Linked DNA regions of Homo sapiens: region 1 is linked to region 2. Evidence: chromatin loops called from intact Hi-C (ENCODE). Cell type or tissue: PC-9. All regions are shown on one strand. Each heading gives the region's core, and the rest is flanking DNA. Links, peaks and the distances in the headings are about the cores only.

Region 1 (2,816 bases), core at 159-2,658, 60 kb before region 2:
CAGACCCTGCCCTCCCTGTCCTGTCATCCAGTTAGGGAGATGCCCTGTGCATATCCAGTGAGCCGCCCAGGCAGGGATAGGTGTCAAATAAACACCACAGGCCATGAGGACTAGGAGTGCTCAGGGACTAGAGAGGCTCTCCAAGGGCTAGGCTTTCTGGAAAAGCTTAGGGAATAGGTGGAAAACACCCAATGCCTTGCGGGATGGCTCAGAGAGGTGGAGAAGGGAGGAGCCTCAGGAGAGGTGGGGACACTTTGTACATGTATGACAGGAGCACACTCGTCCCAGCCCAGTGACTGAGGCTCAGATTCGGCAGACTCAGCAGGGCAGCTGTTGGGCATGCAGCCATTCCTGCTTGCTCCTCCATGGCATGGTGCACCCAGAGCTGCCTCACAGGCTGCTGAGTTATGTCTTTTAAGCCAACACTTGGCTTCTGCCCTGAGCTAAGCTTCTGACTGGCTTTGTGAAGGATTACCATGGTATTTCCAATCCTTCACACAGCATCTTTGTGATCCAAACCAAAAGTGCTTTTGGCTCAAGTCTCGCAGGTTCCCAAACCCACCCATCACTAGTATTCTTACTTTCTTCTCTGAGCATCTCAAATTTGCATTTTCTTTTCTGTGTCATTCGCTACTGCCTCACCCCAGGCACTATCCCCTGCAGGGCTCACCACATTTAGATTACTATGGCCTCTCCCACTGCCCCAGCTGGTCTTCATAAGAAACTCATTCACTAAAAGATTTGAAAATGTGCACACCTTTTGACCCATTAATTCCATTTTTCAAAATTTATCGATGACTAACTTATCTTTTCTACTCATTCTTTTGTTTGTTCATTCAGTGTGAACCAGGAGACTTTCTAAGTGCCAGGGCTACACAATGATGAACAAGCCAGAAACTCCAGGCCCTGACAGAGCTTATAGTCTAGGTCATTTGTTTGTTTTTCCCCTCAATACACACACATACATATATATATATATATGCGCCCTTGGGCAAGACACATCTGTCGTGCTCTGAGAGATAGTATGCGGTCACTGTGTCATACCATAAAATAAAAGCCCATTGACCACACCGCAGACACAAAATGACAGTTGCAGAGGGAATAAGAAGGAAAACTGTTTCAGGTTAGGTTTTCAAACAGTGTGCCACACCCCAAGAGCCTCAGGGGTGGGCTGGAACTGGGTGGGATGTGGGCACTGGCAGAAAGAGGAAGGGACACTTCATTTGTGTATCACCTGCGGGACTCTCCTGTTCTCAGCACCCCCCTGCCCCACCTCTCCAACCAAGCAGTTCTTCATCATTTTCTCCATGGCACTCAGGGGCTTCTTAGTAAGATCTATTACTATTTGAACAGAATGTTCTGTGACTGAAAAAGTTTGAAACCACTAGTTGTCTCAAGGTTCTTAAAGTGCTTCTATATTTAGTCTGGAAATCTTCCAGACTAGAAGATTTCCAGCCCCCTGCTGCCCCAATTCCCTTTAAATTCTCTAGCTTTTTATGTTTCATTAATGGGCTTTAGTGATATCTGATACATGTTGGGTGTGTAATTCATGGGCAATAATATATGGACATGGACATGATAAGTAACAAAATCTCATCAACCGTGCAAACATGCTAGACACTCAAAGTCCTCAAACAATTCTGCTCAATATTTAGCAGAGGGAAAAACTAGCTTAGTTAGGAACACAACAAAAACAGCAAAAATGTTAGCAGTTTTAACAATTTGACATGCAGCCTAGATGGTGTTATTTGGCATTTTATATACTATTTGCTAAGTTTCCACAATGTGCTAGATAGCAAACTCTCTGCTCTGATTCTGGAGCCAATAGATTTTATAACCACACTTTCATCATTCACATACCACCATTGTGATTTTTTTAACTGAAGGCCACTTGTACTACTATATATTTAATTTAAGCAATTATTTTGTATTTAAATAAATTTATTTTAAAAGAAACCTTTTTATCACTACCTATACATAGAAGACCAAAAACATTTGCCATAATAGAAGGTAACTGTAACAAATTCACAACGATGAAAACAGTAATTTTTTTGTGTAGCATTTACTATCCCCTTTGGTTTCACCAGGGATATGGGCACTGCATTTTGGGAAACATTGTTTGAGCTCATACCATCACAGTATTCAGCTAAGAAATTAAAAACAGGTGTTGTTTGTCTTTGTCCCCGCCACCTCATCCTACAAACCCCCTGCTCCCGCACACCCACATCCCCGCTCCCCTCTAAGCATTCCCTTGCTCTAAGCTAGCCCACAACCAGTCATTGATAAGGTATTAAACTATCACCTTATCATTTTTGCATATGGATAACAGACGAATTTTTCAAAACTCAAATATCAGATCTTTATTGGAATTTTGGATATAATGCAAGAGAATTATATCATTTAATTCAAAGCACATACAACAGGTGATCGACTAACCACTCCTACTCATAAACCAGTCCTCATGCCTCTCCACAGGCTCATTTTTAGATTTCCCCCAAAACACAGAAATTTGCCCAAGAATGGATTAAAGCCTTCAGGGTCAGACAGATAATGGTATTTTCAGATTGTGATGACACTCTAGAAAAAAAAAATATGGCTCAACCATTTCATTAGCCTATACCTTATTGTAACCACATCTATAGCTACCTTCTTCCCCCAACCCACCCAGGAGAGCAGGAGGGGGAACTGGTCATGGAGACTGGAGATTGAATTTACATCAGTGGTGTGGTTGTCACGCATTGTTCTCTCTTACATTCTGAAAGTCTTTCCTCCCTGGCTGTTCATTATGAAATCCTCCACCCAAGGGACTTTGGGAG
Region 2 (2,816 bases), core at 108-2,607:
CATGCAGCCACCCAGGGCTTTTCTTTGCATTATTTATTTATTTCTAAGACTTAGGGGTGGAGAGGAAAGAGGAAGAAAAGGAAGTGATTTTTCTTCTCAATAGGCTTGCTCTTCTTGCTCTGGGTAGAATCAATGCAAGTGGGATTGAACTCATTCCCTAATATCCCCTTCCCTCCAAACTGCTTCCTTCCATTGTAAATAATTCAGACAAAATAAAATAATCATGTGCTGGTAATTACCACTACCCCTACCCCAAAAACAAATGCTTGCTGAAATGCCGCCCTTCTGATGTTGCAGCGACCGTGCCTGGGACCACCGTGATGGCGAGTTGAAGCTGAGATGTGTGGTGTGCAAAGGTGAGGGCAGGAGGGCTGTTTGGTCGTCTTTCCTGAGCAGAACGGCACTGAAATGCTACCACTGTGCCTCCCTGGAAATGGCTGGCGCTCTGCAAAGGGGCCTGGAAACAGCACAAATTTTAAGAGGCTGCTCTAAACCCAATTCCCCTTATTTTTCATTCTGATTTCCATATTTCTATCTTTGTGTATGAGAAGAAAGCTTTGACAGGCACCTCTAAGACACACGCAGGCACATACACACAAACACACAAGTATGCCTTTTCTCCTAGCTCATCTCTTCATATAATTTTTATTTAATGGGTTTATTTCTTCATACAAACACCTTGCTCACCTGTGCGCACCTCATTAACTGGAATCTTTAGGAGAGGAGTAAATGGTTGTTTTGCTTCAAAACATCAATAAAGTTCAGGGAGAGATGGCACAATGTACAATATGAGAATTAACATTGTCGATCCTGTAGAACAAAATGGTGGCAACTCACCAAAAAAGCAGGGAAGAAAAGGCTCCCCCAACAAAACAACACATGTGAGCAGAATAGGCTGTGTGGTAAAAGGCATCTCATTTGGGTACTGGTAATTTACGCAGAGATCTCTGCTTTTTGTTCTTTGCAAAAAGATTCTCCACAGACTCATCATCTTCATGGAGAATTAAAGAAGCTATAAACAATAATTTAGAAAACAGCATGGATAGGACTGTTATGATCCCAGCTTGTTATTGATACTTGGCATGTGGCCTTTAAATAAGATGCTGGAAATAAAGAGACTGAACTCACACACATGTAGACAGAATCTTGGCTCTTCCTTCTTGCCCTCAGTCACGCCTCTGAAGCCAGTGGGGAAGGCCCTGGGGAGCAGAGGGAAGTGGTCTTCGAAGCCCAAGTGTTCTCCAGGCTGCCCCAGTAGAATGGGAGAAGTCCATTCCTCTCTATGACTCATTCTTTTGTCATAGTCAACAGTGGCAGAAAGAAGAGTTTCTAAATTCGACCTGTCCAGTATGCTGGCCACTAGCTATGTGTGGCTATTGACACTTAATTAAAGCTAAAAAAAAAATTCAGTTCCTCAGTCACACTGGCCACATTTCAAGTGCTCAATAGCCACACGTGGCTAGTAGTTGCCGTATTGAATGGTGCAGACATAGAACATTCCATCATCTTAGAAAGCTCTATTGGACAAGGCTGCTCTAATGTCAACACACTGGAGAAATTTAGCAGGTGTGCTGAGCATCTAGGGAAAGTCTTTCTGAAGACAAGGTGTATTAGTCCATTTTCATACTGCTATAAAGAACTGCCCCAGACTGGGTAATTTATAAAGAAAGAGGTTTAATTTACTCACAGTTCAGCATGGCAGGGGAGGCCTCAGGAGACTTACAATCATGGCGGAAGGTGAAAGGGGAAGCAAGGTCTCTTCTTCACAAGGCAGCAGGAAGAAGAAGTGCCGAGTAAAGTGGGAAGAGCCCCTTATAAAACCATCAGATCTCGTGGGAACTCACTCACTATCACAAGAACAGCATGGAGGATGCCCTCATGATCCAATTACTTCCACCTGGTCTCTCCCTTGACATGTGGGGATTATGGGGATTACAATTCAAGATGAGATTTGGGTGAGGCACAATACCTAACCATATCAGAAGGGCATTAAAGGAATCCAACACTAAGTCACTTCCACATTTGGAAGTGGAATTTATTTGACTGTAAAAATAAGTAAATACACATGGGAAATAGGTGCAACACCCAGGGTTTAAAAAATCCTGCTTCTACCCCTTAATAAGCCTTAAGATATAACAGCAGGACATTTTCAAGTGTTTAGTAAATATATCTCTCAGTTTGGTTAATTTTCCCCTTCTATTTAATTGCTAACATGAGGAAGTTTTTGGAGAGAGAAAAAAGACCATATTCTGGGTGAAATTTTTTAATATTCTAAACAGAGAGTAGTAATTGCAATGAAAATATTTTAAAATTGTATTAAAATATTGCAAAATAGATTATGTGGAATAAATTCCAAAATATCAACATTTTATGAAAAGCCAAGATATGGTTCCTATGACTGTTCCACCAGCAAGAGGATCAGGGCCAGGCCTGAGGTTTTCTGTTCCCCACCTTCACCTCTGATTCTAAGGTGACTCCATCAGGGGCCAGAAACTGGGGCTGAATCTAGGGGTACAAATGACCCAGACAGAAAATGCCAGCCTCACAATTAACCCCGGAAGTGGGAAGAAAACCACTGGATGTACTGGAAGGGCTTTCAGCAGGGAGGGTGTGAGCCCAGGTGAACTCTTAATGCCGTGTATAACTCACTGGATATATTTCAAGATCAAAGCAATTCCTGGGCCAGGCATGGTGGCTCACACCTGTAATCCCAGCACTTTGGGAGGCCAAGGTGGGTGGATCACCTGAGGTCAGGAGCTTGAGACCAACCTGGCCAATATGGTGAAACCCCATCTCTACTAAAAATACAAAAAAAA

What was found. Peaks named below come from ENCODE experiments on the same cell type or tissue, not always from the same donor. Only the 100,000 strongest peaks of a DNase experiment are listed, where the experiment ranks them.
Region 1: it touches region 2 in a loop (14-fold over the local background); 1 of 110 quality-filtered maps calls a loop at or near these places.

The regions. Positions count from the first base shown.
Region 1 is chr7:26,488,312-26,491,127 of GRCh38, reverse strand. All of the region lies in intron 1 of LINC02981 (long intergenic non-protein coding RNA 2981), which reads right to left. Among named protein-coding and RNA genes, the nearest start is that of KIAA0087, 49 kb to the left of the region's middle. In PC-9, for the core only: no CTCF peak of the experiment used is centred there; no DNase peak of the experiment used is centred there.
Region 2 is chr7:26,427,846-26,430,661 of GRCh38, reverse strand. The region is part of intron 1 of LINC02981 (long intergenic non-protein coding RNA 2981); the gene reads right to left. LOC105375202 (a long non-coding RNA gene) reads right to left here and starts at 1,668. Exons shown (of 3, transcript XR_927126.3): 1 at 1,129-1,668; 2 at 688-810; 3 at 1-457. In PC-9, for the core only: no CTCF peak of the experiment used is centred there; a DNase peak (open chromatin) is centred at 1,321.